Regions from separate parts of the Mus musculus genome. Here regions 1 and 2 are each linked to region 3. Evidence: chromatin loops called from intact Hi-C (ENCODE). Cell type or tissue: heart. All regions are shown on one strand.

The links. Peaks named below come from ENCODE experiments on the same cell type or tissue, not always from the same donor. Only the 100,000 strongest peaks of a DNase experiment are listed, where the experiment ranks them.
Region 1: it touches region 3 in a loop (4-fold over the local background); 5 of 42 quality-filtered maps call a loop at or near these places.
Region 2: it touches region 3 in a loop (2.5-fold over the local background); 4 of 42 quality-filtered maps call a loop at or near these places.

Annotation. Positions count from the first base shown.
Region 1 is chr2:29,864,720-29,872,719 of GRCm38, forward strand. It overlaps Cercam (cerebral endothelial cell adhesion molecule), which reads left to right and starts at 4,775. Exons shown (of 12, transcript NM_207298.2): 1 at 4,775-5,006; 2 at 6,304-6,414; 3 at 6,556-6,673; 4 at 7,844-7,978. The coding sequence starts at 4,819. 2600006K01Rik (a long non-coding RNA gene) reads right to left here and starts at 5,692. Exons shown (of 3, transcript XR_003954007.1): 1 at 4,841-5,692; 2 at 3,853-4,651; 3 at 3,632-3,676. In heart, a CTCF peak has its summit at 4,393 (motif pointing right); DNase peaks (open chromatin) are centred at 4,442, 5,302 and 5,472; H3K4me3 peaks cover 2,601 bases; H3K27ac peaks cover 2,428 bases; H3K27me3 peaks cover 393 bases.
Region 2 is chr2:29,887,368-29,895,367 of GRCm38, forward strand. Odf2 (outer dense fiber of sperm tails 2) reads left to right here and starts at 2,623. Exons shown (of 21, transcript NM_001369060.1): 1 at 2,623-2,844; 2 at 3,399-3,635; 3 at 4,819-4,909; 4 at 6,077-6,202. The coding sequence starts at 3,604. In heart, a CTCF peak has its summit at 3,338; DNase peaks (open chromatin) are centred at 2,324 and 3,054; H3K4me3 peaks cover 2,505 bases; H3K27ac peaks cover 2,510 bases.
Region 3 is chr2:29,973,924-29,981,923 of GRCm38, forward strand. Sptan1 (spectrin alpha, non-erythrocytic 1) reads left to right here. Exons shown (of 57, transcript NM_001177667.1): 2 at 4,454-4,693; 3 at 6,154-6,279. The coding sequence starts at 4,457. Among named protein-coding and RNA genes, the nearest start is that of Sptan1, 12 kb to the left of the region's middle. In heart, a CTCF peak has its summit at 3,611 (motif pointing left); no DNase peak of the experiment used is centred here.

The DNA.
Region 1 (8,000 bases), 110 kb before region 3:
TTCTCTCAGGGGCCTTCCTTCTTTTCTTCCTCCTCTTCCTTCTTCTCCTTTACACACACACACACACACACACACACACACACACACACACACAATTATATAATTTATTCATTTATATCTGTGAGAGATGTGTATGTATATTTGTGTCTTCCTTGATTTCTGTCCACATTATTGTATTTGTTTTGAGACAGGGTTTCTCTGTGTAGCCCTGGCTGTCCTGGAACTCACTATGTAGACCAGGCTGGCCTCGAACTCACAGAGATCTGTCTACCTCTGCCTCCTGAGTGCTGGGATTAAAGGCGTGTTCCACCACTTCCTGCTTCACTTCTTTTCATTTTTTAAAAAATGTGTGTGTGTGTTTGCAGGTTTGTATGTGTGCACATGCAGGTTCGTGTGTATGTGTGCAATATATACCATAGTGTATTGGGGGATCCTGAGTTCTAAGATACTCTGCAATTAAATAGCAAGACCAGCTTGGGTCAGGCATGGTTGTGCAGGTTTATAATCTACAGTCAGGCCTGTCTCAGAAAAACAAGCAAAACACACAGGGCTTAGCATGGCGTGACTCAGTGCCAGAAGACACCCTCAGGCGATAGTTCTGCCCTGCATCTCATCTGAGACAGTGTCTCCTGTTTGCCTCAGCATGCACCAGGCTTCCTGGTCCAGGAACTTCTTGTGGTTCTCTTGTTTACCACATCCCTGTAGCTCTGGGACCACAGCTGGGCATCCAGCTTTAATTGGATTCAGGGAATATGAACTCAGATTCTCGTGCTTGCACGACAAGCATTTACTCATGGAACTTTCTCCTCAGACCTCCATCTTAGCTCTTGAGTTTTACTGAACCTGGGCTTCCTGAATTGGCTAGATCAACTAGCGAGCACTATTCAGGTCTTCAGGGATCCACCTGAACCCCTTGGATCTGGGTTATGTGTACCTGTGCCCAGTTCTTATTTGAGTTCTGGGAATAGGAACACAGATCCTAATGCTCTGTCTGGCAGGTATGTTACCAACGGAGCCACCCCGAAGTCCATGCCTGTTTTGTTTGTTTTCCTGAGACAGCCCCGAGAGTCAGGGTAATAGATGTGCACCACTATGTCGGACCTGAGCTGGTCTTGCTATGTAGTTGTAGGATGTCTTAGAACTCAGGATCCCTTGCCTCTGGCTATCCAGTTCCAGAAAGCTTTTGCTTGCCGGGCAGTGGTGGCACACACCTTAACTCCTAGCACTTGGGAGTCAGAGGTAGGAGGATCTCTGAGTTCAAGGCCAGCCTGGTCTACAGAGTGAGTTCCAGGACAGCCAGGGCTGCACAGAGAAATCCTGTCTCGAAAAACCAAAAAGAAAAGAAAGAAAGAAAGAAAGAAAGAAGGAAGGAAGGAAGGAAGGAAGGAAGGAAGGAAGGAAGGAAAGAAAGAAAGAAAGAAAGAAAGAAAGAAAGAAAGAAAGAAAGAAAGAAAGAAAGCTTTTGCTCAGAATTTTGAGCCTGCAAAGACCAAGGTCGAGATCCAGAAGATCTGCTGTCTGGTGAGGACCTGTTCCTCACAGGTGGCATTCTTGTGTTTTGAAGACCTCTCTTGAGTCTCTTTAATTTTTACCTTTTTACCTCAGGGGCGGTGTGGGTGGGCTGGTGGTAGTGGTAGTGTATCCCTTTAATCTCAGCACTTGACCAGCAGAAGTAAACAGATCTCTGAGCCCAAGGCCAGAGGTCTACAGAGCAAGTCGCAGGACAGCCAGGGAAACCGTGTCTCAAAACAAACAAAGATGTCTTTTATTTTATGTGTTTGCCTATTTTGCCTGCTTGTATGTATATGCACTGTGCGAGTGCCTGGTGCCTGCAGAGCCAGAAGATGCAGTTCCATCCCCTGGAGCTGGAGTTATAGATGGTTGTAAGCCTCCATGTGAGTGCTGGGAATTGGACCTGGGTTCTCTACAAGAACAGTCAGTGCTTTTTAACTGCTGACACTGTTTTTCAGCCCCACTTTTTTTTTTTTAAAGATTTATTTATTATATATAAGTACACCGTAGCTGTCTTCAGATGAACCAGAAGAGGGCGTCAGATCTCATTATGGATGGTTGTGAGCCACCATGTGGTTGCTGGGATTTGAACTCAGGACCTCTGGAAGAGCAGTCAGTGCTCTTAACCACTGAGCCATCTCTCCAGCCTCTTTATTTTTTAAAGATGTATTTATTTTATGTATATGAGCACACTGTAGCTGTCTTCAGACACACCAGAAGAGTGTATTGGATCCCATTACAAATGGTTGTGAGCCACCGTGTGGCTGCTGGGAATTGAACTCAGAACCTCTGGAAGAGCGGTCAGCGCTCTTAGCTGCTGAGCCATCTCTCCAGCCCCCCACTTTTTATTAATTGATTATTGTTGAGACAAAATCCCACTGTAGCTCAGCCATGACATCCTCCTGCCTCGGGTTCTCAAGCTCTAGAATTACAAGTGTGATCTACCAGGCTATGTCTGAGCCTCAGGCCTGGTGCCTGAGGAAGCCAGAAGCCTTTGTATCTCCTAGAACTAGAATTACAGATGGTTGTTAGCTGACAAATGGGTTCTGGGAATTGGTCCTTTGTAAGAGCAGCCAGTGCCCTTAACCCCTGAGCCATCTCTCCAGTCTCTCCTCTGTCTCAGTACCATGACACTGGTGATTAGGTTTCAGATATGAGTGTTGCAGGGTGGAGGTGGGGTCACAAGCACTCTGACCACAGCACCCCTGTCACTAATAGAGTGGGCAGTGGCTCTGGGTGAGTAGGATGGGGACAGCTTTAGAGAGAATCCACAATGGGGACCAGCAATCCCTGTGCCGGAGACTGCCATGCAAAAGAGAGGACGCTGCCTTCCCCCTTCCCTCCAGGATGTTTTCATGGGCCCTTCTCATTGCAGGACCATTGGCCTGGAAAGAGTCCAACAGGAAGCTGTGACCAAAGCCAGGGTAGAGATCTGAGTCCAGTGTCCAGCCCCCGGGAGACTGTTCATCATCAGGTAAGCGCTTTCGTTGTTGAACCTGCTCCTTCCATCCTCTCTCAATAGAGGGAGTGTGTCCTTCCACTTTCCTAGTGTCCCGAAGAGCTAAAGAGCAGCTCTATCTAGGAAAGCAGACCATTCAGGCAGAGGGAAGGTAGATGGATGCAGAGGCCTGGCTCAGGCTCCCTACCCAGAGAGAGAGAGAGAGCGCGCCTCAAGTGCATTCATGCTCAAGGTCTCCCTGTAGCAAACCTTCACATTAGCCATCATCAGTCAGGTTTTACCTGTGAGAATCAGGAGACTCAGGGAAAGTGACTGTCAGAGATTGGTGACAGATACCCAGCAAGAATATCTTAAGCCCCTTTCCCTCATCCTTTTTTCTCTCCTAAGAGAGGTTGGAGATTCCCTTTCATTCTAACAGAGTCCCAAGATTTGCTCTGTCCCAAAGGAGGCTGTATCTCCTATTTTGGAAGCGGGATGGGTTGCCATCAGAGGTTCTGTGGTGACCCCTAAGTCCTACCCTCAGTCGGAGTGGGCTCTGCTTTATTATTACCATCATTATCATTATTATTTATTTGTTTAAAGACTTATTTATTTATTATATGTAAGTTCACTGTAGCTGTCTTCAGACACTCCAGAAGAGGGCGTCAGATCTTGTTACAGATGGTTGTGAGCCACCATGTGGTTGCTGGGATTTGAACTCCGGACCTTCGGAAGAGCAGTCAGGTGCTCTTACTCACTGAGCCATCTCACCAGCCCTTATTTATGTTTTAATGTTGTTCCCCTTCCCAGTCCTCCCTCCAGGATCTCCCCAATCCCACCTCCCTCCCCTTCGCCTTTAAGAGGGAGCTCAACCACCCACCCACCCGTTGTTCCCTCCTCACCCTTCTAGTATCCTCCTTCTTGGCGCATCAAGCCTCCACAGGACCAAGTGCATCCCCTCCCAAATAACTCTTCTTTCAAAAGAAAAAACAAACACATTGTGTCAAACGAAATGCTCCTCAGAGTCAATGTGATGATGTTGCTTAGGTCTTATTTGGGAAGTTAAAGATGCAATCTTTAATTTTATTGTATTAAAAAGCAATTGAAGCCGGGCGGTGGTGGCGCACGTTTTTAATCCCGCACTTGGGAGGCAGAGGCAGGTGGATTTCTGAGTTCGAGGCCAGCCTGGTCTACAAAGTGAGTTCCAGGATAGCCAGGGCTACACAGAGAAGAAACCCTGTCTCGAAACAAACAAACAAACAAACAAACAAACAAACAAAGCAATTGAAAGAAGGGCTTTGCTTTAAGGGCCGGAGCCTGCGGAGGTGATGCGAGGTCGCGGAAGTGGCCAGATCAGCTGCACTCAGTCCTCTCCCCCAAGCTTGGGCTTGCTCTCCAACTCATCGCGTCATCTGCTGGGTATGTGGAGTTACTGCCTCAGGCCGCCAGAGGGCGTCTCAGATGGAGCAGGGGGCGGGAACCTGGGCTCCTCGCGAAGACTGCAGCCTCCACGGCTGAGAGGCAGAGAGCCGGGAATCCCGGGTGTCAGTATTCCAGGAGTGAGATGAACGCCCATGGTACAAGCGGTCCACCATGGCCCACGGATCCTTCCTTCCGTGCCAACGCCTTCCGAGGTCCACACGGAGAAGGCGGACCCCAGGACGCGTCTGGAGCAGGTGCCTAACCCTGGACCTCTAGGGCCTGGGCGGAGAAGAGGACAGCGGAGCGTACAGGCGCCTAAGAGGGGCGCAGGGGCCCCAAGGCAGTAACCACGCCCCTCTAAGACCCCGCCTCCATGCCCCGCCCATCCCGCCCCCTCCCTACTGTGGTGGGAAACCCGGGGCCCTCCACAGCCACCGAGTCCCGCCATGCACGTTGCGCGGCTCCTACCTCTGCTGCTCCTGTTGGGGCAGCAGCTCCGGGCTGCCAGTGTCACAGAGCCGACGCTACCCACCGTGGTCCTTGCCATCCTGGCCCGCAATGCTGAACACTCTCTGCCCCACTACCTGGGTGCGCTGGAGCGCCTGGACTACCCCCGGGCCAGGCTGGCCCTCTGGTGAGAGATCCAGGGGTGGGTGCATATGGGCATCAAGCCCCAGGACCCAGGAAGGCTTTTGACCTGGAGGCCTCATTACTTCTGCCCAGACACAACCCGAACAAGCTCCTCCCTCCCAGACAGCCCTTCAACAGTATTCCTAGACCCCGCGGGGCAAGAATAGACCTCTGAGGCCAGGGTTCAGCCCAGGGACACTCACCCCTCCTTTGGGCTCCCTACATGTCTCGGGCGTCCCCGGCTTCCCGGGTTTCCCCTGGGTTTCAGTTAGGCCTGTCCTTTCTGACCTAGCCCTTGGGGCTCGGCAGTACATCGCAGTAAAGACCTGTGGTCTGCCTGATGTGCGGTAGAACAGACTGAACCTCTGGAATCCCCTGGGGCCCAGCATAGAAAGGATCAGTCAGACTGGAGGTTTCTAGAGAGCAGGTGGAGGGAACCCTCAGCTCCAGGCGGCATGCTCGGGTGCCCTTCTGAGTGGTACTGCTAAGCTTCTCTGGGTAGAGAGAGGGGCTGGCTGGTTCTGATAGCCAAGGGTGTGGTCTCATGGGACGCTGGGATCAGAGGTTGCAGTACCCTGTCTAAAAAAGTCAAAACAGGGAGGAGCCTGAGCAGAGGCTGGAGATAGAGTACTCCTCACAGCACACCAAAGTTGGGCTGGGGTGGAGCTGTGGCCTGGGGAGGCTGCCCACAGCCACCACACTTGGGGAGTTAGTTAGTTCCCACCCCTGTAAGACTTGACACGTAGTTCTGGGGAATTGGCTTAAAGGAACAGCATCGCCTAAAACCTGGGCTCTTGGCTAAGCCTTCCACCTCCATTACTAGAGCCCCCTCCCCAGCAGAGGGAAAGCTGTGCTCCATGGTAACAGAACTTGGATCACCACTAACACTTCTCAGGGGTTGTCGGAGCATGGTGTGAGCCTAATTACAGCTGGGGGGAGTTAGGTAAGGAGAGAAAGGCAATGACTGTTTTGTCTGATTCTGAGCTGGAAAAGGCCTGATGTGTGGAGCCATGAAGAGGGACGGAAGTGAAGGGACGTGGCAGGTGCAATCTTTAAGCTCAAGGGACTTTTCAAGTGCACTCAGGCCGAGGATGGCTCAGGGGTCAGGGGCTTGCTTGATGTGTACAAGTCTCTGGGTTCAATTCCCACAGTACAATGCACAAAATTAGAAGGACAGACGTGAAGCACAGAGAGGCATGGACCTTGCCTGAGGCTACACAGGACATCCTCCAGCACCTCCACTGGAGCGCACAACTCTGCCCCATCGCTCTCAGGACAGTCATTCTGTGTTGTGCTCACAGGTGTGCCACAGATCACAACATGGACAACACCACAGGGATGCTCCGGGAATGGCTGGCTGCTGTGGGTCGGGACTATGCGACTGTCGTCTGGAAGCCTGAGGAGGAGGCCAGGTGGTTAACCGAGGGCAAGGGTACTGGAAGATGGTGAACAGCTATTCCCCAGGGCACAGCCCCCAGAGCACGCATGTCTATTCTATGCAGAGAACGAGAGGCCCCTCTCTCAAGAGAGCATTTCACCTTTCTCCACTTCAGGTCCTACCCAGATGAACAGGGTCCCAAGCACTGGACCAAAGAACGGCATCAGTTTTTGATGGAGCTGAGGCAGGAAGCACTGGCCTTTGCCAGGGACTGGGGAGCTGACTACATCCTGGTAAGAAAGCCTGGCTACAGAGTATGGGGGAGGCCTCAGGACCTGCTTCCAATAAAGTCTGGTTATAACCAAACTGTCTATAGGACAGATCTTCTGAAGACTGAGCTGAGACCCCTGTATTTAAGCTCACACTAGATACTAAGCCTGGCTCCTTGTACAGGTCTTAGGTTATATGCTGTTCCTAGATTCCTGAGCTTTTGTATGCCAAGAGTATAAACTGAGCCTGGATCCCTGGATTAGAGCTCAGAATAGAATTTTTTTCCAATATTTTTGTTATGTTTGCTCACTGGGTTTTCGAGACAGGGTTTCTCTGTGTAATCCCGACTGTCCTGGAACTCATGCTGTAGACCAGTCTGGCCTCAGAGATCCTCCTGCCTCTGCCTCCCAAGGGTTGGGATCCAAAGTGTGTGCCTCCACCACCTGATTTACTTTTGTTTTTCAAAGGTGGGTGTCTTGGTGCATGCAGCCCACAGAGGGCAGAAGGGGGCCTGGAAGCGAACTCCACTTAGTAGTGAGTCACCATTGGGTCAATGGGTTTCCAACTCAGGTGCTCTGCAAGAGCTACCAGTCCTTTTTTTTATTTTCGAGACAGGGTTTCTCTGTGTAGCTCTGGCTGTCCTGGAACTCACTCTATAGACCAGGCTGGCCTCGAACTCAGAAATCCGCCTGCCTCTGCCTCCCAAGTGCTGGGATTAAAGGCATGTGCCACCACCCCCCAGCACTCTTTTTTTTTTTTTTTTTTGGTTTTTTGGTTTTTTGAGACAAGATTCTTAGATCTGCTACTTGCTCTGCTCTAAGCCAGCATCTCAGAATGGCCCTTTGTCAGAAATGGTTAGCCCCTTCTCATATCTGTATCCTGTATCCTGTATCCTGTATTATGTATGTATGTATGTATGTATGCATGTATGTATATATAAGTGCACATGCCATGGTATGTGTGTGCATGTCAGAGGATGGCTTTCCAGAGTTGGTTCCTTCTACTGTGTGGGTCCCAGAGACTGGATTCTAGTTGTCAAGCTGGGCAGCAAGTGCCTTTACCTTTCTAGGCGCCTCTCTCTGGCCCTGGTTAGATCTCTGTGTGCTCAGAGCTACTCTGAAGAAATTCCCCCTCAGTGAACTCTGGTCCCGAGTCTGAGACAGGATTCCCTGTGACACTGTCCTTCTCCAAAGTTCGCAGATACAGACAACATTCTTACTAACAACCAGACACTGAAGCTTCTCATAGATCGGCAGCTGCCGGTGGTGGCCCCGATGCTGGACTCTCAGACCTATTATTCCAACTTTTGGTGTGGGATCACTCCACAGGTGAGACTGGGTGAGGCCCCAA
Region 2 (8,000 bases), 87 kb before region 3:
CTTCTAGCACCTCAGGAATGACTCCTCTTTTTATTATTTTTGGCTCTTTGAGACAGCGTTTCTCTGTGTAACCTTGGCTGTCCTACAAGTAGCTCTGTAGAATAGATTGGCCTCAAACTCATAGAGCTGCATGCCTCTGTCTCCCAAATGCTGAAATCAAAGGTGTCTGCCACCGCCGGCCGGACTTCCTCCAATACCGTCCATTTTCAGACCTTTTATTGCAAAAGTCAGAAATAGCTGACTAACAGGGAGGACTGTTTAGACTGTTTAGTATGGAATAGACAACATAAAAGCTTTCCTTGTCTGGTTTCATTAGTATGATAGGTCATGTACTCCTCTGAGACTGAATGGCAGGTGCTAATGTGCCTTGAATGTAGCACGGACTTAGTTCAATGAATAGGGACATGCTAAGACATGAGCAACAATTCCATTTGGAAGTAGCAAAAGGATATTTCATTATTTTAACTAAATCGAAAAGTCTTGCTATGTAGACCACGCTGGCTTCAAACTCCTGACCAAATCAACTTGTCTCAGCCTCCTGATAGAATTCTGAGATTATAGCTATGTACCATCGTGTTTACAAAGGAGACACTTTACAGACATGTTTGAGCTGCACCTTGAAGCAGGTTGTTTATCTTAGGCAGCAAGAAGCACACATACATCTGAAGGCAGACCAGAAGGGCAGCTAAGGGTGGGAAAGTGTGTAGATATTAAGGGAATTTCATTTGGTAGATTTTTTCTCTATGAAATAGGGAACTTGATGTATGGAATGCAGAAGAGACAAAAGTTTGGAAAAGCCTCTGTTGGTAATTGTCTAGAGAGAACTGCTGGACAGAGTGGAGACAATGATTCGTGGAGATTATAACACGCACGTGTTACTGAAAATTGAATCTAGGATTTTGCTCAGGTCAGGCAAGGGTTCTAACTCGGAGTTCCTGTCCCCAGCTGTATGCTCTTGCGGAACCTCAGGATGGTAGAGATAGGTAGGACTGAGGGATACAGACTGGCCTTCAACTAACTCATGGCCATCTCCCTCCTTCATTGAGATTACTGGCATGAAAAAAAGAAGAAGAAGAAGAAAGAAGAAAGAAGAAAGAAGAAAGAAGAAAGAAAGAAGGAAGAAGGAAGAAGGAAGAAGAAAGAAAGAAGAAGAAGAAGAAGAAGAAGAAGAAGAAGAAGAAGAAGAAGAGGAGAAGAAGAAGGAAGAAGAAAGAAAGAAGAAGAAGAAGAAGAAGAAGAAGAAGAAGAAGAAGAAGAAGAAGAAGGAAGAAGAAAGAAGAAGAAGAAGAAGAAGAAGAAGAAGAAGAAGAAGAAGAAGAAGAAGAAGGAAGAAGAAAGAAGAAGGAAGAAGAAAGAAGAAGAAGAAGAAGAAGAAGAAGAAGAAGAAGAAGAAGAAGAAGAAGAAGGAAGAAGAAGGAGAAGGAGAAGGAGAAGGAGAAGGAGAAGGAGAAGGAGAAGGAGAAGGAGAAGGAGAAGGAGAAGGAGAAGGAGAAGGAGAAGAAGAAGAAGAAGAAGAAGAAAGGCTCGGCTTGCTGGTGTACTCCTATAACCCCAGCAAGCAGCAGAGATAGGCAGATTTCTGCTCAAACGCAGCAAGTTCCAGGCCAGCCAGGGTTGCACGCACAAAATGAACCGTCAAGGGTTGACGAACAAATATGACATGGTAAGACTGCCCTGCCGGCTGTGGAGGTGGGAAGGTAGTTCACGCTCCAGGGAGGAGCTGGTGGGAGCACAACTACTGTGTTGGAGTTAAGGTGTCAAGGAAATGAGGTCTACCCAGCCCGGAGGTTGTTAAAGTCTCCCAGAATCCAGGGCGGGAACGTGAGCCTCGTGACAGTCCCCCACGATTGGCTAACAGGGAAGCATAGTTGAGAAGATGGCGGCTCAGCAGAGAGAACCTCAGCAGAGCAGGTCCGTATAGAAGCGGCGTACGGTGTGCGGGAGGGCGGCAGGGGCGTGGGGAGTGCGGCCTCTTCCTTCGGTTTGGGGCGTGTGGGAGAGGGGTACAGTTTGTGGAGTGTGCACAAGTTGTCTGCACTGAGCGGCCGAGGCATAGGAATGGCTTTCCAGAAGCCCCAGCCTGTCGCTTGTACAGACGCCCTCTGCGTCCAGCTTCCTCCTGTGTTTCGAGGGGAGCGCGTTAGGGTTCAGGATTCAGGAGGACCAGGGCAAAATGGCGGAGGGGACTCGGTGGCCTGAACGGTGGGGCAAGACCAGGCCGGCTGGCGCGGGAGGCGTCGCGTGTCTCCCTGACGACGGGGCGGTGGACAGGCCTCGTGACCCAGAAGTGGGCGGAGCGTCCCCGTGTGGGGCGGGGCATCTCTGTGACGCTGGGGGCTGGGCCTAAATGGCGAAACCCGAGAGGCTCCGGGGGGGGTTTGAACTGGCCAATGGGCGAGCTGCCGACCGGTTGTCGGAAAAGGAGGCGGAAGCGGGGAGGAGCCGCCGCGGGAGCCGGACTGCATCCGCCGCGGCGTCTCCATGGCACGACCCTGGCCTCCGACTTCAACGACTTCATAAGGAGACGGTTCTGGGCGCAGCCGTGCCGCTCTTGGTGAGAGGCCACGCGGCGGGGCAGGGCGTAGAGTGCCGCGGGTTCAAGCCCCGCGCTCCCGGGGCTGGCTCGACCGGGCACCGTCCCCGAGTCTAGGCGCGCTCCTTCCTGCGTCCGAACCCGGCCCGCCCCGCTCCTCGTTGGGCGCGGGCCCTTCCTCCTCCCGCTAACGGGCGGGCCGGCCGCCTCCGTCCTCTCCGGGCCATCGGCAGCGCTCTTTCCCTCCTCTGCTGTCCTCGGGCAGGGCTGCGCCCTTCTATGGGCAGAACCCCGTCCCCTCTTGCCCGCTGGTGGGTGGCCGTGCGCCCCATCCTCCCCGGAGGCCACCCCTGCTCTCTGCGGACTGGGCCGCAGCAGTTACATGCGCTCGGGGTGGGCAGGCCTCCGGGGACCCTCCAGACCAGCTCCAGGGATGTGGGTGATCCAGGAGCGGTCTGGCTCTCCATGCCGCCCCGCCTAGGCCGCCGCTCCACCCCTTCCATCTATTGGTTCTCCCTGGTAGCTATTCTGCCGGGAACGCCCCTTCACCTAGGAGACAGTTGCCCAGGCACTGTCCCGAAGATCCCTCCAGCTCCCTGTGCGGGTTCCCGCCCCTGGGGGGCCCACTTGGGGCCTAGCAGTTCTCACCTTCTTCGCACTCCAGGCAGCCCTCAGGTTTAAACCCTAGTAGCCGTCGGCCCGCTATTCTTCCCGGGTGGGGTCTGGGCATGCTGGTCGTTGTCCTCCTTTCAGTGACGTGGCCCCTCACTGTCCTGCCGCGCCCTCCACCTGCCTCCTGGCGGCGCACTCGGCACCCCGCAGGTCGCTCAGCCTCTCCTGTCTCCCTCCCTCCCCACTTTGGCAGGACAGTTGCTGTGCGACTTGGACAGTAGAGGAGCGCCTCCCAAGTTTTCATCCAACTGCCACCCCCAAAGCTTCCACCCTCCTCCCCTCAGAGAGAGGACGTTTGATGCCCGGCCCCTGAGATTCTCATTGGCCAGCCCCTCTGGGTCCCCCTGAGCAGAGCCTGCCGACCCAATTGCCCATCTTTGCGGCTTTGATGCTTAACCATGTCTGCCTCATCCTCAGGCGGCTCCCCCAGGTACAGCCAATGTGGGGGGCGCCTTTGCAGTAGGGCAGGGAAAGGTGGTCAGGGCTCCCCAGGCCAGGCTCAATGGAAACTTTTTTTTAGTTTCCCAGGTACTGAAAGTCTGGACCCAAAACACTTGAAAGTGACTTTGAAAGGGGAGGAGTAAAGACTCCCCTCCCCCGCCTACAGCTTACTAGTAGCAAACAAGATCACTCTTAATGCTTTGAGTTCAGCTTGGCTTCAGACTCACTAGGTAGTCAAGGTTGTGCTTGAATTCCCGATTCTCCTTTCTCCACGTCCCATGTGGTGGCTTAAAAGCGTTTCCCACCATGGCACCTCTAAACTAGTGTTAAAGTGAGCAGAGATATTATAAGTAAGTAGAAGGGGGGAAAACTTGAGGTTCTACTTTGAACAGTCTTCTTCCGAGTGGCCGTCCGGCTCGCTCAGTAGTTGTTTGTGAGCCGAGCAGAGTGCAGACCATGGTGCTGTTGCTTTAGGTTTCAGTCTTCCCCCTGAAGAGCTGGTGAGGTCGGCAGAAGGCTATCTGGGAACTGTGAGGAGGCAGTGGGCTAGGTTAGCTTTAACCATTGCAGACCGTTCTCCCCCAGCCGGGACTCTGGCTGGACTGCTGGTCTGGAGCACAGTATTGGCTGTTTTGCACTTGTCGTATTGGGCTGCATATGTACAAGCAAGGCTCTGGTGTGGGCAGTGAGTGGACCACGTTGGGAAGTGGGGTCTTCGTATGCTTCAGCAAGGGTGTGAGCCTTCCTTTTACAAGCTGGTGTCCCAGTGACTTTGCTCCTGAGCTGCATGTTTTAGGTTAACCTGTCACTGAACGCTTCCCCAGAGGAGCTTGGGGACTGTAACCCTTGTTGAGACTGGTGCCTTGGCAGCTTTTTTTTGGGTCACCTGATTGGAGATGACAGGTAGGCTTTCAGCACAAGGTCACAATACATGTGATGCGATGGCAGGTTTAAAAGGCCAGCCATGCAGACAGCCTACACCTGGTATCACCCTCCTGCTGAGCACACCATGCGCGCCTTGTGCTCATCTACAGAGAGCCAGGGGACTCAAGACTGCTGCTCCAAGCTGCCGACGCAATAGCCACCACATGCAGTGTGCCATTTCCCAAGAGCTGAGAAACAGGAGAACCTTGGCTTTCTGCTCATAATCTGGTTCTTGTGCCCGGGTGCAGGTTTCCATCGTGTGGGAAGAACGGAGTAACGAGTCTCACACAGAAAAAAGTCTTGAGAACACCTTGTGGCGCACCCAGTGTAACTGTTACGGTAGGTGACCCTCACAACGGTACCATCAGAACTGCTTCTGCAAGCCTTTGCTAGGGACTGCCCAGGTGCTCTGTATGGAGCTGGGAAGCATGGCCTGCTTGCTGATGAAGGAAGGAGTCAGGTGTGAGGAGGTTGTCTTGATAGCCTTCCAGGGACATCCCAACATCTTTAGAACAGATATTTTAAAAAGAAAAAAAAAAAGAAATAAAAGCATGAGAGAGAGGTGGGATGGGGGCTGCCGGCGGGCAAGGCTGTTCCTGGGGTCCAGCTCTGCTCACGTTTTCTCTGGAGTCTCTACACTCTCCTCACACTTGGCATCCCCACTGGCCTCCTCTGTGCCCTAGTGCCTTGCTTGCATGTGGCCTGCATGCATCTGCACCTTAACCATTTTGAGTGTTTCCCACACTAACTCGCATGTCTGGTTGGAAGATACAGCTTTGCAGCCGACCTGCACTAAGTCCAAGGCGGAGCTGCCCAGTCCGTCTGGCTTGGGTGGAGCTGCAGCTCTGAGGACCCTGCTTGTGCTTTTAGAGAACCTTGTCCTGAGCGGACCTGGAGGCCTTCAGCTGAGACCTCTGCAGAGTCAGCCTGAGTGTCACGCCAGCCGTGCTTCCTGCCTGCATGCCAGTAGTTGGTAGCTGTCCTGCTCACTTGGTGGCTGAGCGTTCAGGTGTCCCCAGAAGCCTCTGAGCTCTGTTTTCATGCCTAGTTTACTCATCCACAGATCCATCTTTTTTGTGTTGCCCTCCCCTGCCTGCCAGAAGTGAACCATGAAGGACCGATCTTCAACTCCCCCCTTACATGTTCACGTGGATGAGAACACTCCTGTCCACGTCCACATAAAAAAACTCCCGAAACCGTCAGCAGCCAGCAGCCAGGTAGGAGCATGGCAGCGGGGCGAGGTCATGGCTGCAGATCCTGTCTCCCAGCCCAGTCTCCTCCCACTGCTGACTCCAAAGGTTTGGGAGACACATTTTTTTCTGGAGGTCAGTTGCCTGGTTAGAAGGTAGGCCTTTGGTTCCCAGCAGCAGCAGCAGCAGCAGCAGCAGCAGCAGCAGCAGTAGCAGTAACATTACTCAGAAGAGGCCCCTCTGCAAAGGTGGCATATGCCACCTGAGTGACACTGGGCAGCTGGGCCTGGAGATGACTCTAGTTTTGTCCCCACAGAAATCTCATAAGCGCGGAATGAAAGGGGACACCGTGAATGTACGGCGGAGTGTCCGGGTGAAAACCAAGGTACCTTGGATGCCCCCTGGAAAATCATCTGCCCGGCATGTGGGATGCAAGTGGGAGGTAGGCTCAGTCTTGTTCAGGCTGCTCTTCTTGGACTGGTCAGTCAGATTCTAGCAGGCCTCAGACTTGGTATGATTGCAGAGATTCCAGTGAGCCTCATTGACTGGGTGCCTTTGTAAACCCTGTAACTTATGGCACCACTTAGCCTCTTGCAGCTTTGCTGGGTGGTAGATCCTGCTGTTCCACTGTAGACATGAAACAGCTGGGAGCTGACATGCCCGGAGTCTTACAGAGAGAGCAGCAGAACTGGAGTTAGGACGCTGTCTCATTTTGGAGACTGAACTCAGCCTCTGCTTTGCACATAGATTTACATGTCTGTCATAGTATCTGAAGTATAATTAACATGGAGGATGTTTACGTGTGCATGTGTACATAAACCAACCTATAAAATAGCCAAGAAAATGTTGCTGGCCATATAGATGATGCAAGCATTTATCCACACTGCTTTGGAACAAATGGAGTATCTTCAGTATTAATACCCAAGATACTGTGTCTTATGCTATATCTTAACAGTGTTTATCCATGTACCTGCTCAATCACTCACCAACTCATCCACCCACTCATCCATCCATCCATCCATCCATTCACCCACTCATCCATCTGTCCATCCATCCACCTCCAGCCTTAATAAGCCATCCATATAATGAATCACACACGGTACATTTCTTGGGCTTGCCCCGCATTGTCAGCACGGGTTCTAGCTACAAGCCTGCCAAGACATGTTCTTTGTCAGGTGTGGTGGCACACGCCTTTAATCCTAGCACTCGGGAGGCAGAGGCAGGCAGATTTTTGAGTTCAAGGCCAGCCTGGTCTACAAAGTGAGTTCCAGGACAGCCAGGGCTACACAGAGAAACCATCTCAAAAAAACATCTCAAAAAAAAAAAAAAAAAAAAGAAGCTAAAATAGTTTTCAATTCTGTTCTGAACAAACTCCTTCCTTAATCAGTAGAAGTAAAGACTTCAAAATAATGCTTCGGTGTGTTGCCAACACCTTTAATTCCAGCACACGACACTTGGGAGGCACAAGCAAGCAGGTGGCTCTCTGAGTTCAAAGCCAGCCTGGTCTACTCAGCAAATTCCAGGCCAGCCAGGGTTAACATGGCGATATCTTGACTCATACAAAACAAAACTTGCTTAGCCTGCTCTTTTAGAGTCAGTCTTTTTCTTATAGTTGCTACTCTGAAAACGAGAAACCCCCAAGATGGATGTAATTGTGACATTCATAATCATCCATGGATTTGCAGTTCATTCCCAGGGAACCTGGGTACGCTCCGAAGTGCACGGAACGCGTTATGAGCAGTATAAAGCACAGGAAGATGGGCATCTCCGCCCGGGGGTGTAGCTGACTTGAGTGTATGCTTAGCAAGGCCTTGGGTTGGTTCAGTGCCCTATATTGCTTGCCTTCCTGAAAGGCACTGGGTCCTCAAAAGAAGGCTGAAATAAAAATGCTCCCTTAATATTATTTTATTACCTCAGTAGTAACCATTGAAAAGTAAAATTTCTGAGCATGGTTGTACACTTCTTGAATTCTAGCAGTCAGGAGGCAGAGGTAGGAGAATCCCTGTGGGTGTGAGGCCACCCTGGTCTACAAAGTAAGTCCAGGATAGCCAGGGCTTGTTACACAGAGAAACCATGTCTCAAAAAACCAACTGACCAACCAACCAAAAGAAAAAAAAAACATTTGAAACATCATGGTGAATGCCTATAATCCCAGCTTTTGGGAGGTTGAAGCAGGAGGATTGCTAAGAATTAGAGGCCAGCTAGAACTTAGTGAGGCTTTGTTTCGAAATCAAAAATAA
Region 3 (8,000 bases):
CAATTCACCTACCTACCGAGGTACAGGGCTGTGTCTTGCTGAGTTGTTTGAAGTCAGCCTGTAGTAGTGAAGAGAGTTTGGCTTCCTTAGGGAGCATTCTGCGAAGCCCAACTGATTGGTGATACCTAGTTGAATATCTTTAGTTAGCAGATTATTTGTCATTCTTGTCACAAATCTAACATTTGCCTTAGAAGTAGTTTTACAATATGGAGAAAGAGAACCATTATCCAGCCCCCAACCCTACTCCTTGCAAATTAATTTTTGAATTTGCTTGGTCATTTAGTCAATAAGCATATATGTTTATTCTGAGACAGGTTTTCACTATGTAGTCCTCGCTGGCCTAGAACTTAGTCTATATAGACCAGGCTAGCTTTAAATTTAGGAGAGCCCCTGCCTCGGCCTTCAAAGTGGTGGGATTATAGGCATGCTACATTATACCTGGCTTAAAGTTGTATTTCTTTCAAATTGCCTTTCTTACATTTAAATGTTTAGAAACAATCCTTGTTACCATACCAAGAGAGTTAACAATATGTACAGCAGAGCAAACTCAGTTTAAGAACATAAAAAGTAAGGGTAATGTCCACAGGCGTTGTTGGTCCAACTTCAGAGTGGGTAGTTATTAAGATGGCCTTCTCACCCATGGTTTATCTGACTTCCTCACCTTAGGAGCAGAAAAGAAAAATTAGATAGTCCAGCAAAGGGAAACTGTTCCTAACTAACATTTCTGGTTGGATCCCCAAATTTCCTACTGAAGATGAGTTTTTACTTCCCAGTCTCTGGGTTTTTTCCCCCGTGTAACCTGCTATCATTCCTACCCAGTTTTTTGTAGACAGGAGTCTAAACTTTCTTTGAGCAGAGCATGATATTGGAACACAGTAAGAGCACCTTATGTCTGTAAATACTTGCTGATGCTAGAAGCAGTCAGGGTACAGGAAATCAGGTGGGACTCCGTTCACAGTTCAGCCTGCCTCTAGATTTATCTCCTGGCTTAGCCTTAAAGCTCATCCTCCTAAGACGTTTTTCTAATTTTGACCTGAACAGTATACAGACAAATCATACAGACCGTGATTCCACACACACAAGACACTAGGAGCCTTCTCAGCAGGACAGTTCTTCACTGATGCAGTACACAAACTAGAGGAAAGCAGGAAACAGACTAAATGAGCACTCTTAACTGCCCTTACACCAGAACTAGGAGTTTCAGACAGTAGGTATCTGCTCACCAGGAGGAAGTAGGTCTAGGTGCTCTGCTCCTTACAGTGTAGTGCAGCAGAGATGGGGCAGGGGGTAGATAGGGCTTGGAACATACTTATTTCTATGTATCTTGAGGTATGTATAGGGCTTCCCAGGGAAAGAAGGGATGGGACATTCTAGGCAAAAAAAAATTATGCACAAGCCAGGCATGTCTAATCCCAGGCAGGAGAACCCAATGTTAAAAGTCATCTGCAGCTCCATGAGGAGCTTAAAAACAAAATTGCTTTGGAGTTTTCTAGAGAATTGTGTTTTAGAAAAGGACTTTTTTCCTGGTTGGGGAGGTGGCTCAGGGTAAAACAATTGTTAGGAAGTCTAGGCATAGCATTGTGCTCCAGTGACTCAAGTTGGGTATAAGGGGAGCTGTTTGGGCAGCAAAGTCAAGTCAGTAAGCTACAGCTTCAATGAAGAGACTGTGTGTCCGAAAATAAGGTAAGATGGGGCAGGAGAGATGACTCAGTGCTTTTTAGAGCTGTGGTCTGTACCCTTCCTTCCCTCCCTTTTTCCCTTCTTACCTCTTCTTACTACCACCATCCAATAATAATAATAAATGTATATATACTTAAGATGCTTATTACATATATGTATTTGTTATGTCCAGGGGTGCTCCTGTGCCACCGTGTGCATGGAGATCAACAGACAACTTGTAAGAGTGGGTTCTCTCCTGTCATGCGAATCCTGAGAATCAAACTGATCATCAGGCTGGCAGCAACATGCTTTGACCAGCTGAGCCATCGCATGCATTGGATGTTTTATTTAAAAAGATAGAGGAAAGTGCCTGACAAAGTTGTACACTTGGAGGCACATATGCACACATATAATACATGCACACACGTGTGTTTGTGGCTCAGTGGTGGAGTGCTGCTTAGTATTCAAGTGGTAGATGTCCTGTACCATGGAAATGAGACCACCAAACAAGTAACTCCATAGCGTATAATCTGAAAGACACAGCGCTACAGTTAAACTCACCTCAGGGCTTCCCGGGAAGGTATCATCTTCATCAGAACAGTCCTTGAAGCTGGTAAAGGTGCACACAGTTCTCACTGAGCAGTATTTCCTGTGAGTGTGGCAGCACCTTCAAGGGTTTCCATCCCAATCCCGAGCCTGCCAGACATTCCCTCGTCCTGCAGTAGCAGGAAATGGGACAAGGGAAAAGCTCCCAGGTATTGCTGGTAGCACAGTTTTTCTACCTTTTACACAGTTCATTATTAGAATAGGCTCTGGATGGGACTTTACTGTCATCTGCCCTACGTAATGTACTCAGGATCCCCTCTGAAGACTGTACTTTGTTTTGACACAGTCTCACTCTAGCCTAGGTGTGGGCCTAGTGTTTGTTATGTTTGCCAGACTGGCTCAGAACTTGTGGCAAACCCTTCTGCCTCTTCACATCAAAGTGCTTAGATTTCAAGCATGGGCCGCTATTCCCGGCACAGGCTGTGAGTATTTATTGTGTATGTGAATGTGTATGTGATGAGGGGATGTGGAGACAACTTTGTGGAATTGATTTTCTCCCATATCTATATAGATTGTAGCCGTCTAACTTAGATTGTCAGCCGTGAGGTATACTGAGCCATCTCACCAGCCCTTGTTTGTTTTTTATGTGTACCTGTTTGTGCCTGGTGTCCATGAATTCAGAGGGATATATTGAATTTCCTGGAACTGGAGTTATAGGTAGTTGTGAGCCTGCCATATGGGTGCTAGGACCCTAACCTGCCTCTTCTGGAAGAGTAGCTAATGCTCGTAAGACAGCCTCCGAGCCATCGCTCCAGCTCTTCTTGTTTGCTTTTTGAAGCATCTGACTGGGATTCAGGCTAGCCTTGAAATCTCCATTCTTTCGCCTCAGCCTCCTGAGAGAAATTCATTGATGTTGAGAAATCAGTTGATTGATGGGTATATGCTAAAGACTGTACTTTTAAAGAGGGAAAGGTCACTTGCCATTCTTAGCCACTCTAAGCATAGTAGGAAAGGTCATGTATTGCTGAATTTTAGAAGCTTTATATAAAATTACATCTATTTTTCCTGTGGTCTTAAATGACTAGAGTATAAAATGGTTTCTTTTTCTCTTTGATGCTGGCATGGAACTGATAACCTTGCTAGGCAGTTGCTCTACTGTTGTTCTCTATTCCCATGGTGACTTAATTCTTATAAGATCTAAGTAGCATTATCTTTGTTTCTCACATAATAGGTAAAGTTCTCTCCTTGACATTAAATTTGGCAAAACTGCTTAGAAAATTGCATGTTTAACATGAGGTAGGGTTTAGGGACCTGAGAGATGGCTCAGCAGTTAAGAAATCTCTCCCATAGGTCTTGTAATGGGATCTGATGCCCTCTGCTGGTATGTCTGAAAACAGCAATGTACTCACATATATAAAAGAAACAAAATCAAAACAAAACAAAATTAGGGTTTAGTGAATTTACACCAGTCTTCACAGTTTCTGTGATAAATAGGAAAGCTGGTTTAAATGAGAGTAAATTAGAGGTGGGAAATATATCTCAATTTTGTTAAAGTGCTTAGCATGCACAAGACCCTCAGTGTGGTCCCCAGTACAGCATAAAACCTGGTGTTGGTAGAACATTCTTGTAAGCTCAACACCCAGGAGGGTCAGAAATTCAAGGTTATCTGTAATTACATAACAAGTGGCCAGCAGTGACATGACACCTCCCTTTTTAAAAAGTCACCCTAATGGTGCTTGTACATTTCTATAATCCCAGCACTCAGGAGGCAGAGGCCAGCCTAGTCTATAGAGCAAGTTCTATGACAGCCAGGATTACACAGAACACCAGTCTCAAAAAACTTAAAAAAAGTAATTCAGACATCTACAATTCAAAATCAAGATAAAAAGATTTGTTTTGAGTAACATTTATGAATTCTTCAAATATCAATCTTTCCTTTGAATCTTGAAGCCCCTTAGCTCTTCACTTTAACTACTTCACTTTTTGTTGCTATCAAAACCATCCTCTGAAGAGCCAGAGTAGGAGGTGCTGTGAGGAGTAAATAGACAGCTCAATGGGTCTCAGCCTGTGCGTCTTGACCCTTCAGGGGTTGCCTAGGACACTGAAATAACTTGTTCATATGGGGTTTTTCCCTGGAAGAGGCTACTTCATAGTTTGCTTAGATTTTTTGATTCCTTTCCTTCAGAGAGCTTAATTCCATTACATATCTTGTCTGTGGAGCTTATTTGCAGTCATTCTGTCTTTTCAGAAAATGGATCCAAGTGGGGTCAAAGTGCTGGAAACAGCCGAGGACATCCAGGAGAGACGACAGCAAGTCCTGGATCGGTACCACCGCTTCAAGGAGCTCTCTACCTTACGGCGTCAGAAGCTGGAGGATTCCTATCGGTTCCAGTTTTTTCAAAGAGATGCTGAGGAGTTGGAGAAGTGGATTCAGGAGAAGCTTCAAGTTGCATCTGATGAGAACTACAAAGACCCAACCAACTTGCAGGTATGTCTGAGTACCAGCAGTTCTTGCCTCTCAAAAGTCAGGGGCCCAAAAAAGGTTGGGTAGCTATAATGTAAGTCAGACACATTGTAAAGACCAACTCTGTGCTCTGAGAAGACCCTAACATATGAGGGGTTGGGGCGGAGTAAGAGTGGCTTTCAAGCATGAGGTTTTCTTTTCGGTATACTTTAAACTCGTGATTCTCAACCTTCCTAATGCTGCAGTTCCTCATGTTGTGGTGACTCCCAACCATAAAAGTATTTTTGTTGCTATTTTATAACTGTAATTTGCTACTATTGTTGGATCATAATGTGAATATCTGTGTTTCTGATGTTTTTGCTGACCACACAGCTTGAGAACCACTACTTTAAACTGATAGTTCTATTTTTGGGATGGTGGGTGGGGGTTTGAGGCAGGGTTTCTTTTTTTTTTTTTTTTTTTAAGATTTATTTATTTATTATATGTAAGTACACTGTAGCTGTCTTCAGACACTCCAGAAGAGGGCGTCAGATCTTGTTACAGATGGTTGTGAGCCACCATGTGGTTGCTGGGATTTGAACTCCAGACCTTTGGAAGAGCAGTCAGGTGCTCTTACCCACTGAGCCATCTCACCAACCCTGAGGCAGGGTTTCTCTGTGTAGTCCTGGCTGTCCTGGAACTCACTCTGTAGACCAGGCTGGCCTCAAACTCAGAAATTCGCCTGCCTCTACCTCCCAAGGGCTGGGATCAAAGGCATGTGCCACCACGCCCGGCTGGATTTTTAGTTTTTAATACAGGGTCTTCCTGTGCTGCCCTAGCTGCCCTGAAACTCAATATGTAGACCAGGCTAGCCTCAAACTCAGAGATTTACCTGCCTCTTCTGGTGTGTCTGCAGAGAACAACAGTGTACTTGCATACATTGAATGAATGAATGAATGAATGAATGAATGAATGAATGAAAGAAATGTAGGCAAGGTTTAAGCAAGTGGAATGTGAATGACTGAATTAAACAAGGTAAACATGAAGCCAGGCGTGGTGGTGCACGCCTTTAATCCCAGCACTTGGGAGGCAGAGGCAGGCGGATTTCTGAGTTCCAGGACAGCCTGGTCTACAGAGTGAGTTCTAGGACAGCCAGGACTACACAGAGAAACCCTGTCTCAAAAACAAACAAACAAACAAACAAATGAAAAACAAAAAACAAAAAAACAGGGTAAACACTGAGAGCTAGGAAAACTGAGTGTGGTCTTGTTTCTCTAGATAAAACTGCTTTTCCATAGACAATAAATTTAAATATTCTATAGTGTCTTGCACCTGCCATGTTGAAAGTGCTCACAGGCCAGGGTTGTAGAGATACATAGCCTTTGTATTTGAGTGGTTGCCTCCCTCACTAGAGCAGATGGGAATGAGGACAAGGGACCTTTGGTGTGGGGACAAGAGGAGTGTTGTGTGGTAACACTTGGGGCTTACTTGTGTTCCACTACCAGGGAAAGCTGCAGAAGCACCAAGCCTTTGAAGCTGAAGTACAGGCTAACTCAGGAGCCATTGTGAAGCTGGACGAGACAGGAAACTTGATGATTTCTGAAGGGCACTTTGCATCTGAAACCATCCGGGTAAGTAGGAGTACTATCTGGTCTGAAAGCCTCCCCTGCAGGAGCGGTGAACACTTTAGAAGCTCAGCTTTTCCATACTCGAGACACTACATCTTCTAGTGAAATCCACAAGCCAGATATTATTATGATTGAAAGCAAGACTGGAAGCCAGGGTTTGTGTGTGTGGTAGGAACAGTATTAGTATTCTTGCAGTAGAGTGAGTCAGCATATGTTCATTTGTTAAAGAAGGTTGGTAATACTATTATTTAGTATTAAGGGAGAGAGTACACTTTTCTCTTTGCCATGTTGATTTTCTCAAAGATACACTTTTATCTGGCCTACCTTGGATGCCCTTTTTAAAACTGTAGTTTCTGTTTTTGAATTCTATATGTGTTTGTGCGTGAGCACTCAGACTCAGAGGATGCTGGATTCCTTGAGGCAGGAGTTAGAGGTGGTTGTGAGCTGCCTGTGTGGGTACTGGGAACTGAACTCAGGACTCTAACAGAGGTATGTATACATCACTAAGTCATCTCTGAAGCCCTTGGATACATAGACTTCTTGTTTGTCTGTATGTTTTGTTTTCTTTCTTTGTATCAGGATCTAGCTGTGCTTCAACTCTTGTCTCGGCTTCCCAAATGCTGAGATTATAGTGTGTGTTACTTCATCAAAGACCTTTGTGCCATATTTGCCCTGCTGGCATCTTACATGCTCTGGGTATTCTGGAATGAACTTTACTGACTTTTTGGGTGAATCTAAGCATTTTTTTTTCTTTTTTTAGATTCAAGACACAGTTTCTTTGTGTAGCCCTGGCTGTCCTAGAACTAGCTTGGTAGACCAGGCTGGCCTTAAACTCACAGAGATCAGCCTGCCTCTGCCTCCTGGGTGTTGGGATTAAAGGTGTGCAGCACCATGTCCAGCTAGGAACTGTTAATTATTAGTAATGATTTTAAGGAAAGGGAGTGCTGGTTGTCCTATGACCAAATGGTTAATTATATTGAACTCATTTGGCTAGTGTAATACATCTCTCAATTAAATACAAGTATTTTCCATCGTTATTAGGTAAATGAAGTCAGTTGGCTTCTTACTTCTGAATAGACGTTTTCCTGGGGTATATGGGACTGTATAGTATAACCTAGCTACAGATAGGCCCAGGAGAAACAGATTTAAGTGTTTTGACTTTTGGGAATCATCTTGGGAGAGGGAGTATCCAAAGCTGAGTTCATTTGTGCCCCATTTTGAGAGCTTGTCAATCAACTATATACATTGTTAGTTAGCATTTGTCAAGTTGCTATTAGTAGCTAGTAAGGTACCGCAAGACACTTGGCTGATGTTTATAATTTTCATAAGCTTGCAAGGTTTCTATTTCTCTGTCACAGAAGGGTAGACATACTAAGGCGTAGAGAATTTTGTGTAACCTGCCCAGTGTTCCACAGCTGAGAAGTAGGGTTTCACGGTGCTGCTCTTTTCTGGCACAGTCTGCTGTATTCCGTGCCTGTCATCATTCTTTCTAAAATTCCTGTTGGTGCATCTCTGAAAGCTCCCACTGCTAGCTTATGCCTATATTGAGAAGTGACCTGAGTCAGACCCAGGCTTTCTTTCCAATCCAGTCAGTTCTGGTGTTTCTTAAATGCTCTTGCTGCCCTGCCTGCTCATGTCCTGGACTGTCGGCAGCTTGTGTAACTGGGTTTTCTCTGACGCTCAGGGCTGGGAAAGTTATGCGAGCATCTGAGTTGTGACTTGAC